Regions from separate parts of the Mus musculus genome. Here region 1 is linked to region 2. A link is a contact called in ENCODE Hi-C or POLR2A ChIA-PET data. All regions are on one chromosome and are shown on one strand. Each heading gives the region's core, a stretch centred on a gene start or an enhancer-like site at or near the end of the contact. The rest is flanking DNA. Distances are from core to core; before and after follow the strand shown.

Region 1 (6,165 bases), core at 1,920-4,419, 51 kb after region 2:
TTATTTATTTATTTATTTATTTATTATATGTAAGTACACTGTAGTTGTCTTCAGATACACCAGCAGAGGGCATCAGATATCATTATGGATGGTTGTGAGCCACCATGTGGTTGCTGGGATTTGAACTCAGGACCTTAGGAAGAGCAGTCAGTGCTCTTAACTGCTGAGCCATCTCTCCAGCCCCTGTGATTGTAGGTTCTTATGTCTTATCTTTTCCTTGTTTGGTATGTGGGTATTGTGTTCCTTGGTTTTTGTTTCCTTGTATTTTTAGGAGACTGTGGTGGCTGCGTGTTGCCTGGTAGGAAATTGTTCTTGGGTCCTAATGGGTGTGATCCCTTGTGGTTCTAGGTAAAATGCATTTCTGGGTATTGGGAGGTGACATTTAGGTATGGGCATGGGCTGTGGTGTGTGAGTGTGGTGGTGGTGGTGGTGGGGTTCACATGGGTGAGGAAAGCAGGATGTTCCACGAGGATCTGTGTAGTGCCTTGGGATCCAAAGCAGAGAGTGAGGAGAGGCCATAGCAGTCTGCAACCGAGCTAGGAATGAGAATGAGAGGTTGAGGGAAAGACGAAGGGCTGCAGTTAGCCTGCTTGCTTTCCTCGTCAGAGTGTCCTATGGGTTCCAAGGGGGTGCCTGCTGGATTTTGGGGCTGGGGTAAAGTAATTGGTGGAAGGAGGTTAGGAAGCATAGCTCTGTGGGATCCATTAGAGGTGGCAGAGAGGAAGGGAGGCTACAGCAGAAGGCTGCTACAGAGTTGGGGATGGGACTAGAAGGTTGGACTTGGGGAAACAGAGGGTGAGGCAAAGATCCGTAGGTGGCCTACCTGCTTCCCAGGCAGGAATGACCTGTGGTTCCCAGGAAGAACCTGCTGGAGTTGTGGGTGAGGGAGGTTAGGAGGGGAAGATCTTTGTAATCTTCTGGAGATGGTGTGAGGGTGAGGAAATGAGGCTTTGGCAGGTGGTCTGCTGCTGAGGTAGGGAAGGACTGGGAGAGGGGTGGGGATAGGGGAAGTTCTGCAGTTAGCCTACCTGTTTCTTTGGTCAGAGTGCCAGTACTTTTTTTTTTTTAACTTTTTTTGTTTGTTTGTTTGTTTTAAAGATTTGTTTATTGTATTTATATGAGTACACTGTCACTGTCTTCAGACATACCAGAAGAGGGCATCAGATCCCATTACAGATGGTTGTGAGCCACCATGTGGGTACTGGAATTTGAACTCCAGAAGAGCAGTCAGTCTTAATCGCTGATCCATCTCTCCAGCCCTGTGCCATTACTTTTTAGTGAACTATTTCAATAGGTTTCTAAAATGTGCATGTACATCTTTCCATATAAATGCTATGTAAGAACCTTTTAGATAAAAAAAAATCAATAGTACTAGTTACATACAGATATATTAATATCTCTTGGCTTTTACTTTAAAAATTATATATGGTGTGGTGAGATGGCTCCGTGGGCAAAGGTTCTTGCCATTAAGATTAGCAACCTGAGTTCAGTATCTGGAACCCGCATGATGGAAAGAGAGACTGGACTCTCCCACTTGTACTGTAGTGTGCTCAAACTCTCCCAACAAAATAAAGAATAGTTAAAAAGCTAAGAGTAAAACCTGTCAAAAGTTCAGAGGCTATTTAATTTTTAAAAGTTATATGTATCATAAATTATATGAAGATTATATATATTATAAAATTAGTTTCTTATGATTTTATGATATATAGTATTTGTTATATGTAACACATAATTTATGTAAATTACACAATTGGAAATCTGTAATATACTTCACATAATCTATCATTTTAGATATAAGTTTCTATAGCTAGATAAATTATAGATCCTATAAAAGTAATGATATTTAAATTATAGATACTATAACATTTTATTTGTAATAAAAAGTATCTGATGCAGTTTGTAAATGGAAAAGGTAATGGTGTTGCTGGTGGGGACTTTTGAGTGAGGAGAATGTTTGCTCTCCATGGAGGCCCTGACAGAATAGCCACAGGCATTTCATACTCATAAGAATAGTTCACGAAAACAAAACGCCCACACCCCAACCCAGGAGCAGACAGCGCTGTACACAGGGGCGGCCAGGGCTCTCCTCCTTCTCAAGCCAGGATTAGGAAGCAGAGTTGGGGGTTGAAGGGTCCCTGTTAGGAAAGCCAAAGAGAGCCCAGCAAACTGATTGTCAACATATGGGTGAATAACAATCTGCTGACTTTGAAAAACTAGCTATAATCCATTTCACATAATGCATGCGAAGCACAGCAGGCAGCGGCCCATAATGGAAGGATTAGTTTTGGGCCTTAGGATAGTTTTTAAAATTCACAAGCTGATAGAATGTTACACCCCATATGGATCCAGATTATTCTCATCGGGGAGTTTCCAGGACTCCCTTCCCTCCTACAGAACTCTGGACGTTCCTAGTACTAGAGAGACAGCTTCCCCCATCCATCAGGGCTGCAGCTGGAGATACTCCCCGGTGATAGGTAGGCAGTAGCCCGAAAGTACCTTTTAAGAATGTGAATAGATTTGTAAAACCTCTTAGGTCATTTTCTCATTTTTCTGGTCTCTAAGCCGCTGTGCAGCTTTCCCTTTCTTGTGCCTATGACAGGCACCCTGCTAAAATCGTCCTGGATGCATTGCTCCTTGCAGATTTTAATGGCTTGCCAGCGTGGCAGAAGAGGCTGCCCACGTGACCGGCATCACTTACAGTCCTTCCCTGTTTGCTCCCACCTGCCTGCTTCAATTTGAACCATTTTCCTGCGTCCGATTTGTCTGTCTGCCCTGCTTTTTTATCTTGTCCCTGCCTCCCTCTCCTAATCGGCTGTCCTTGCAGGGTTCCTTTTGACTTTCGTAACAGGGAACCTTTCAGCCCCAAACTCTGTTGATCTAATCCTGGCTTGAGAAGGAGGGAGCAGCAGCTCTGACCGCCCCTGTGTACAGCGCTGTCTGCTCCTGGGTTGGGGTGTGGGCGTTTTTTTGTTTTTCCGTGAACTATTCCCATGAGTATGAAATGCCTGAACAAAGCGGTGATTTAGCAGGCCTGGAATCACACACTGAGCTCATAGCAACCTGCTCCTAGTAGCAACGGGAGGATTAGAAACAGTCCCCCACTAAGTAGCTTTGAGTCAGGTGGAAATGAGAGCAATGAGTCTGGGTTCACTTTGCTGGGAATGGTAGGCTTACTGCCCTAAAGAATGTGTCCCCCGCGGGGCACATGTCACCAAGGAGAACCGTACGTGAAGCCTGACACAAAGTCATAAATGTCCTTTAAACGCGAGAGGTATTTTTTGGCATTTGTTCTTGTACACGAGTATGAGCCTTGTAGGAGGTAATGTCATGTTTCAGTGTCAAAAGGTCGGACACGCCTGCTTTAGAGTACTGTGGTATTGTCCACCCCTTTAAGAGGCAAAGCAAACATTGGTTTCTAGATTCCTTGTTAGTCTTTATGTTATTGGTAATGCTGATGTCTGAGTTTGCAAGTAAAACTTAAAAATCACCTCCTAGAGAACTTTGTAAAACAAAGCTAAAACAAGGTACAAAGAATCAGACAGAGAGCTAGGGGTGGTGGCTCAGGTCTGTAATCCCAGAACATGAGAAAACAAGGCAGGGTGACTGCTGAGAGTCTGAGGCCATGTTGAGTTACATAGTGAGTTCAAGGCCAGCCTCAGACCACATAGCAAGGAATTGTCTTGTTAGGGAAAAAAAAAAAAAAAAGTCAGGGAAGGAGGCCAGATATCTATAATGATAGCCATAATGATAAATTAGGAGTGTGTAAATTAAATGAATTATACCTGTCCCCACCTTGCTTCCAAGTTTATGCAACCAGGCTATGATTTATTTATTTAGCTTTTGCACAATTACTGAGGAAATTGTGCAAAAGCTAAATAAATACTCCTAGTCTAATTTCCTATTTGCTAGATTGTCTACTTTCCCAGCCATGCTCCCCAAGAACTTGCTGTTTGAATCTTCCAAGTTATTTCTGTTCGAGCAGTCTGTCCGGGGCTGGAGGGCGGGGGGGGGGGGTCATTTCACTATGTCCTGTGCTGCTGGTCCCCCACGTCTAATGGAGACTTCGTATTCTCTACATCTTTCCCCTCATTCACTCTCCTCTTTTTCCTTTCTCCTCCTCTTAGTTGTCCCTACCTGTGACCCCAGCCCGGTAACTGAAAACCCACCTACCTCTCTTCCCTCCAGTCACTGACTATAGTCATCTTTATTTAACCAATAGTTTTAAATTAGGGGGCAAGGTTTACACAACAAAACCTGGTGTACTGGGAGTAGTCTTGGGGCAAGCAGATCTTGGGGGTACAGAATTTAGCATTTGAATATGTAGCAGCACCCAAGCTAACCCCAACAAGAGTGTGCTAGATATCTTTGGAAAGGGTAGTTGATTGATTGAGATTTAGCTTAATTTGATTTTTCTGTAGAAGCTAGAGTTAGGTGATAGGAAGACAGGGTAAAAAGTTCATGCTCAGATGTGAGGAGTGGAGGAGAAGGTTGGACCAGGAATGATAGAAAATGCACAAAATAGGCCAAGGGCAGGAGGGCAGCGTGACTTCATCTAAGCTGGAAAAGAAGTTTTGAGCAGCTCAGTGATCTCAGATGTCTTCTCCCCAGAGAAATGAGCTCTTTTCTTGGAATGGCGAGGCCCTGAAAGCTGACTCCACCCTTTGGCTCTTATCTAGACCTGTCTTGTAATATTATCTCTTTGAGACATTTTTTTTTTTTGTCTCTTCATTATAACAATTAACTTCTTATGTGTCTCGCTTAGCTTGGATATCCACTCCTTCTAGATCACCCAGGACAGTTCTTGTTTTTTAATGCCTGCTGTGATGGTTTAACCAGGCATCGGTCACTTTTTTACTCTCAGAAATGTCTTAGTTTGAATAATTTTAGTTGACAGGGTTGCTCTAGTCTTATTCCAATGAAACTGAAAACACCCATGTCTATCAGGATGACAACAAGAGAGGCCTCAGTCTACTGGGATTCTGAGGTGTCTCTAAGGGATTCTGAGGAGACTCTAAGGAAGGGACATTTTACAGATGTGTGGGTTCAGACAAGGGCATCAGAAAGGATGTTGGGATACAAAGCCTGAAAAGGGAAAAGAAGTAATAACATTAGTGGAGCCCAGTAGAGAGATAAAGCCCTAGAACGGGACGCACTGGAGATGCCACGGTCTCAGAAGGTCTTGATCACTGCAGAACTGGTCATGCTCCCAACCGCTGTCTCCCTACCTACTTACCTCCTGTTTGTTTACTGTTGGCTGAACCAAAATTCAAATATGGCGGCAAAAGAATCCTGGCCAAAAAATCATCGCGATCTGGAGGGGAAGCTCAGAAAAGCTTTCCGAATAGGCTGAGGTACCCAGGCGTGTGGGCTATATGATATACATGCAAATCACCATTGGATAGGAATAAAGCCAGACTTGGATGCAACTTAGGGATTACATTCATTATCCATAAGAAAGTAAACCCCTAACCTAAGGCTGCGAAACAGCTGAGCACGCATATGAGAGAGGTGCCGGGTCGTATGCAGTGGTGGTACAGAGTCAAGGTGCTAAGTGAATTTGGAAGTAAACAGGTTGCTATTGGCTGGGACAGTTTGAAGGATTATAGAAGGGGGAAAGTATAGAATAGGATTGAACTTTGTGCAACTTCTCTGAGTATGGGAGAGGCTGGGTTCTTTTGGGAAAGAGCATGAACAAGAATACAGGTGCCAGTCTGAAACATCCTTGTGCCTCCTGGCTTCTTCTCCTTCTTCTCCTTCTTCTCCTTCTTCTTCTCCTTCTTCTTCTCCTTCTTCTTCTCCTTCTTCTCCTTCTTCTCCTTCTTCTCCTTCTTCTCCTTCTTCTCCTTCTTCTCCTTCTTCTCCTTCTCCTTCTTCTCCTTCTTCTCCTTCTTCTCCTTCTTCTCCTTCTTCTCCTTCTTCTCCTTCTTCTCCTTCTTCTTCTTCTTCTTCTTCTTCTTCTTCTTCTTCTTCTTCTTCTTCTTCTTCTTCTTCTTCTTCTTCTTCTCCTTCTTCTCCTTCTCCTCCTCCTCCTCCTCCTCCTTCTTCTTCTTCTTCTTCTTCTTCTTCTTCTTCTTCTTCTTCTTCTTCTTCTTCTTCTTCTTCTTCCTCTTCTTCTTCTTCTTCCTCCTCCTCCTCCTCCTCCTCCTCCTCCTCCTCCTCCTTCTT
Region 2 (6,673 bases), core at 2,916-5,415:
ATTAAATAATCTTCCAAGACTTTCTTAGCTGAAAAATGTAAAATTCCCATTGGATAACACATCAACTAAGAGACCTCCATTGACCACCACCACCTCAGCTGCGCTTTTCAGGTATTCAGCTCTGCCCAGCCCCCTTTAGGGAAATCAGTCACTGATATGACAACTTTTACTTTAATAGTGCAGCTTTAAAACGTATTTTTCCCAATGAAGACTATCTAGCTATGCAGCTATATAACTGAAAGTTTTAGTCAATGAACTCCAAATAGACTGGAATCAAGTAATAGTAAGACAAAGGCAAGAAAATGGAGGTCTCTAATTTAAGAAACCTTCCAATTTCATACCAGTTTGCCTGCGACTGACAGCAATCTCTAGACTCAGAGCCAAATTTCTGCCATATCTGACTTCAGAATACTGAGGGGGAAAGGCATTATGAAACAAAACAAAACCCAAACAACTGATAAACCAACCTGGCCTTAGATCCCTCAATTTTACTCATTTCTGAGGATCCTGACCTGAGAGGCCATGAGGAAGGAGATTCCCCAGGTGAAGGTGAAAGTACAAAATGAGCAGAGATAGACGGGGTTCCACTTCCTGATAAATTCCAGATGATTGGCTAAAAGTCTTTAAATTTTGTTAAGTTACATTTATGCACACACACAAACTCACCCCACCCCTGCCCTCTGTGAGTGTGTGTGTGCATGTGTACATCCACATGCCATGGGCACATGTGGAGATCAAAGAACAATTGGAAGGGGTTGGGTTGCTCCTCTGTTGCCACCATCAATGTCCTGGAGACTGAACTCAGATCATCAGGCTGAGTCTTTTCACCAGCCCTAAACAAAGTTTGAAAACAAAACATCCAATAATGAGCAATGAACTCACCTGTCACCCACATGTGTGTGGGGGGTTATGCAGATGTATTGAAGCAATTCCTAACGCCATTAAGCATCGTAATCCTGTAACATCCTGGCTGTGGTTGGAGTGAGAGTGGATATCTTCACATGCCTCCACTGCCCTCTCTATCCCAGTGGTTCTCAACCTTCCTAAGGCTGCAACCCTTTAGTATATGTCTTCATGGTGTGGTGCCCCCCCCAACCATAAAATTACTTCATTGCTCCTTCGTAACTGTAATCTTGCTACTGTTATGAGTCACAATGTAAATATCTGATCTGTAACCCCCACAGGCTGAGGACCACTGCTCTCCAGTGAATGTCTACTTTAGTCATATCGTTTGAAAACATAAAGCAGTCCAGTTCTGAGTATCAATGCTTAAGGAAATATGCTGTCTCATGGATGAGACAGCAGGACTTAGGAATGCAGAAACCCACTGGTAAGCTGCTTTTAATCATCAGTGAGGACTTACTGGGGTTAGAATTTTTTGAAGATCCTCAAAGATACAAATAGGCCCATTTTGGTTCATGATTTGGCCTTTGGAATCTCTTAATATATGGCTGTCACTGATAGAGAAATCAGGGACAAAGATCATACATGCAGCGCAGTATCTATTACCTGGTTAGCAGCAGGCTGAAGTGGCCCTTCTTTATTTACTCCTATGATCTGAGTTTTCAGGATATCAGTGTTTATTCAACAACTAGGTTTATTTATTTAATTTTACTTTTTACAATAACCACTAGTATTTTCTCTATCACAGATCTGTTATAGAAGGAAGGAAAACAAAAGCAGCCTCTTGAAAGTGAAAAGAAGGAGCACGTGGAAGAGTCTCATGGAGACGGAACTGAACACTTTTAATCCCAGTGATTTCCTTTGAAAGTCACCCGATTTTCAGGGCTGAGGATGTAGTTCAATCAGTGAATGCTTGATCCTGGAAACCTCACAAATTGGCAGGAAGCAGGAGCTGTTCAGGGTCCTCAGCTATAAAGCAAGTTCAAGGCCAGCCCGAGATCATAAGGTCTCCCAAACTAAGAAATTCTAAATGTTGTTTTTACAAAGTTACCTACTTTGGCTCCCTGGCATTATGTAAGTATTTACATGATGTATAAGCATTTACACTATCAGTTAGGACAATACACAATGTACACACTTACTTCCTGAGGAAAATACTTTTGAAAATACAAAGCTTTTGTGTATCACAATTTCTGCTATAGGCTGAAATTAAAGACTGAAAGAATATTATAAACCTATATCCTAGAATCACCAAAGAACCAAAATTACTTCAATGCATAATTAAAAAAATGGCATCTCAGATAAAATCACTTGACTATAGAGCTATTTTGTAATGATTTTAGTTAAGATCTTTAAGACTGTAAAGAATATACAGTTTATTATACTTCAAGTTTTGAATTAACATGTAAGTCCTATATTTGTTAACATACTGCCAACCTACATTCACCAAAAAATAAAATGGCATTAGACAGCATAATGATTGCAAGAAAGTCATCTTCAGAGAATTGATAAAGCAAACTCCAATCCAAGTAAAGAAAGTATCCCTTTTCCGTTTGGTAACTTCTAAAGCTCTACAAGTTATAATGTATTTTCTCAAAAATATATAATACACAAAATAATCCTTCCAGTTACCAAATTACTTCAGCTGCAAAGAGGGAGAGAAAAAAAAAATCACTAACCACTTCCAACACATCATAAATAACAGGAAAACCAATCTACTCATGTATACTGATGTGACTTGATCAAATTTGGTAGAAACCAAGAAATGGGTGTTTTGGCCATGCCCTTATTAATTGCGGTAAAGGATGGTGAATAGGCCACAATTAAGTAAAAGGAATTGGGTACAAGTGAGATGCAGTCAAGAATCAATTCCTAACACTAGCATTTCATTCATCCCCTTCTACTCAGTTATTTCATTTACAATATGGATGATTTTCACTTTACACTTAGAAGTGATAAAAATATTTCCCCCCTACGAGGAACCTACAGCAACATCCATAAGCAGCCTATGGGTCTTTTTTTTTAAATGAATTAAACATGTCTCTTCCCCTCGCCTTACACTTCTCTCAGTTACCTCCCCAGGGTGTGAAAATATCAACATCCGGTCGCCCACCCTCTCAGGAGTGTCTCCCGTGGACTGCGTCCATCCTCTCTCCATCCTCTCCTTCCCTTTCAGTAGCATCACCTTGGTGAAGCGTACCGAGTATTTCTTTCCCGTTACTCCCCCACCCCTTTTCATGGCCGAGTGCAGCCTTCTCTGCACTTGGATCAGCAGAAGAAAGCAGCATGCTTGGGGGAGAACAGGCAAAGAGGCCTGACAACCGGATAGCACTTAACAACAACCGGATGGCTCCCCAATGGCCTCTGGCTGCCAGTCGGGTCTCTCGGTGCCGACATCCCCGATCTTCACGCTACCACCCTTTCCACGCCACCGAGGCAGAGACCGGTAAAAGGCAGAGTAGAGGCAGCGCGAGGCACGGGCAACCCTAACGGAGTCCCCTGGGGGGAGAGGACCGCGAACCCGGGAGCGGCTCCCGCCCTGCGGCCGGGGCCCCGCACTGCAGCGGCGCCCGGGCGGACCCCACGCCCGCCTCACCCGCACAACGCCGCACACAAAAGCGCCGGGCCGCCGCCTTCCCGCCCCCACAACCCGTAGAGCAATCAAAGGGGCAGCCGGCCCGACGCGGCCAGAGGCGCGGCTCACCATCGCTGCGCTTGATCTCCACGTAAATCCCGATCTGGATCTTGCCGAAGTTGGCCGTTGCCATCACCTCATCCGGAGCGGCGGCAGGCGGGCGAAACAGGCGGGGAGGGGGCGGGGTGGCGGCGGGAGGGGCAGCGGTGGCCCGCGTCCGCGCCGGTCCGGGAGGCAGCGTGGACGCGAGCGGGGCCGCGGCGAGAGCGGCGGCGGACGAGCGGGCTGAAGCCCCGGGCCTGCGGGCGGACGGGCGGACGGGCGGGCGGACGGGCGGGCGGGCGGGCGGGCGCGCACGCCGGGCGTCCGGGTGAAGCGAGGGCCGCAGCCGTGAGGCGGCGCGGGGGAAGAGTGGGAGGGCTCGCGCCGCCCGCCCCTACGGACGCTGGAGAGGCGGGGCGCCGCGCGCCTGCGCACACCCGGCGGCCCGCGGCTTCCTGCCGTGCGCCCGCGCGCTCGGGCTGCAGGCGGCCCCGCCCAGCTCGGCTGCGGCCTGGCGGCGGGCGGGGCTGAGCCGTCCGCGGGAACGGGAACGGGAACGGGAGCGCGCGCGGCCCGGCCGGGTACGAACCCGCGCCGGGTTTGATTCCGCACGCGGCGGCCTACGAGGCGCGGGAAACGACTCGCGACGTCCTTCCAGAGCTCCCGCTCCGCGTGCACGCTGCCGCAGGAACGGGTTGAGGGCCGAGTGGGATCGAGGCTTTCGGGGCGCGGGACTGAGGGGCACTGACCGATTAAAGAACTGGCTCAGTGCATTTCTGTGGCTGTCAGATCGCATGCCACTCCGGGGCAGCCGGTCCTTGAGGAACCTTATTAAGGCCGGGGCATGCCTGGTTCAGGCTTCCCATCAATTATGGAGGGTCGAAAGGGTGTCGTCCACCCTGAGTAGGAACGAAGACCTCCCCTTGCCCTTTACTTCCCAGCTCATTGCAATTCAAAGCGAAGCCCTCCTGGGCTACCAGCGGGCCTGTCCTGCTATCCTATTGCTTCAGTAGAGCTCAAGGCTTACTTGCCCTAGTCTCTAACTCCAGCAGCTATGACTCAAAATCAGAGCAGAGACTTGAAGAACGTTGAATAATGAGCCTCTTCTGCAGTCATGTGGCTGAGCTGACTACAGCAACATGGAGAGTGCCAAGCAGAGGGGGCCAGGTAGACAAGCGTGTAAACTGAAGTGTAACCTCCACCAGCTTTGTCGTAAATTCTTTGTAGAATGACTTACTACTCTCCTCAGTTACTCCCTGCCTGCCCATTCCTGCATCTTGGTTTCTTCATCTTCCCCCATGATCTAGGATAATATGATCTCTTCTCCTTCCCCCTGATTATTTAAATCTTCCTCTCACCTCCCTACATTTTTCACTTGTTATTTACTTTTTTTTTTTTTTTTTTTTAGATAGGGTGTCATTTGACCTAAGCTGGCCTTAACCATGCTATGTAGTGAGGATAATCTTGAATGCCTTACTGGTGTGAGCCATCACTTCTAGTTTATGTGGTACTGGGGATAGAATCCAGGACTTTGTACGTGATGAGAGCATTGTGGATGAGAATGGTTCATGTGCTTGAATACTTTGTCCCCATTGTTGGAACTGTTTGGGAAGGATTAGGAAATGTGCCCTTATTAGAGAAAGGGTTTCACTAGGATCAGGCGCTGAGGTTTCAAAAGACACCATTTAGAGTTAGCTTTCTAGACCTCTTACTTGTGCATCAAGAGGTGAGCGCTCAGGTGTTGAGGCCAGCATGCCTTTGTTCCACCATCATGGACTTCAAACCTAGGAAACCATAAGCACAGTGAAACACTTTTGTTTTGTCGGTTGTCTTGGTCATGGTGCTTTATCCCAGAAAGAGAGGCAACTACAACACCAACAAGCAAGTGTTCTACCAAGTGAGCTAAACTGCTAGCCCTGAAAGCCTACTGTCTTTGTAAAACCTGCTCCACCCACTCCAGCCTAGATGACTCTTCTGCCTAGGGATTCTTGCAAAGTGGTAAGTATCACTTTGTAAATAGACATGTTTGATCTATAACTATGTATACATAGGAACTTTTCTTTTTTTTCAAAGATTTATTTGTTAATATTTATATGAGTACACTGTAGCTGTCTTCAGACACACTAGAAGAGGATAGTAGATCCCATTATAGGAGATTGTGAGTCACCACATGGTTGCTGGAATTGAACTCAGGACCTCTAGAAGAGCAGCCAGTGATTAATGCTCTTAATCGCTGGGTCTTGCGCGCGCTCGACTGGCCAGGAAGAACGACGCTGCAACAGGATCCTTCTGCACAAGTTTATTGGGAGAGCTTGATTGTAGAGGCGAAGAGACCCCGAGCCCAGAACTGGTGCTGCTTTTATAGGCCTAGGAGAGGCGTGTCTCACACCCGGATTGGTTATGCACTACGCCTCATTTGCATGTTCCTTATCTGATTGGCTACTCTCTCTCTCTGTACCTCACAGAGCCTCATTATCATACCTCATTTGCATGTCTCACATCTGATTGGTTACTCTCTCAGTACCTTACAGAACCTCATTATCATACCTCATTTGCATGTCTCACATCTGATTGGTTATACTCTCAGTACCTTACAGAACCTCATTATCATGCCCGGGCCAGGCAGTGTCTTTGCAAAAAACTTTACTGCATATGTACACATTGGTTGTTTGTCCAAACTTATGCGTGGTGGCCAGCAGTAGTCAGTGCCACTCTGCAACGGCACATGTGGCTTCCCACAACTGGGCCTCTCTCCAACCCTTCCTCATCACCTCCTCCTCTCTCTGTCTCTGTCTCTGTCTCTGTCTCTTTCTCTGTCTGTCTGTCTGTCTCTCTCTCTCTTTCTCTCTCTCTCTCTCTCACACACACACACACACACACAAATTCTTATTGCATGGAATAATCCTGGACAGAACCAACTTAAGGGGAGAGAAGTTTAGTTTTGCCCAGAATTCAAAGGATACAGTCCATTGTGGTGCGGAAGACATGTCAGTGGGAGTGTGTGACAGAGGTACCTCACCTGTTGGAAGATCAGGGAGCAGAGAATGGGACTGGTCCCTGGGCTGAGATATAGCCTCAAGTTTTGTCCATTGG

What was found. Hi-C counts contacts between places; a loop is a spot of excess contacts on that map. ChIA-PET counts read pairs that join two places held with the same protein, here RNA polymerase II (POLR2A).
Region 1: a loop to region 2 is called in a map of left cerebral cortex, with 2.7 times the contacts of the local background. The contact joins the enhancer-like site here to the promoter of 3830408C21Rik in region 2. A Hi-C loop is called at or near these places in 1 of 37 maps with a recorded cell type or tissue (left cerebral cortex). POLR2A ChIA-PET finds 5 or more read pairs at or near these places in 1 of 5 experiments (embryonic stem cell).

What each region holds. Positions count from the first base shown.
Region 1 is chr13:107,070,469-107,076,633 of GRCm38, forward strand. The region is part of intron 1 of Gm31452 (a long non-coding RNA gene); the gene reads left to right. Among named protein-coding and RNA genes, the nearest start is that of Gm31452, 9.9 kb to the left of the region's middle. Within about 2 kb of position 3,170, at least 3 of the 3 ENCODE cell types and tissues checked have a DNase peak (open chromatin) inside an H3K27ac peak, as active enhancers do; they include left cerebral cortex, where a contact is called at or near this core.
Region 2 is chr13:107,018,405-107,025,077 of GRCm38, forward strand. 3830408C21Rik (RIKEN cDNA 3830408C21 gene) reads left to right here and starts at 4,166. Exons shown (of 4, transcript NR_015471.1): 1 at 4,166-5,578. It overlaps Kif2a (kinesin family member 2A), which reads right to left and starts at 3,951. Exons shown (of 21, transcript NM_001374727.1): 1 at 3,608-3,951. The coding sequence starts at 3,671.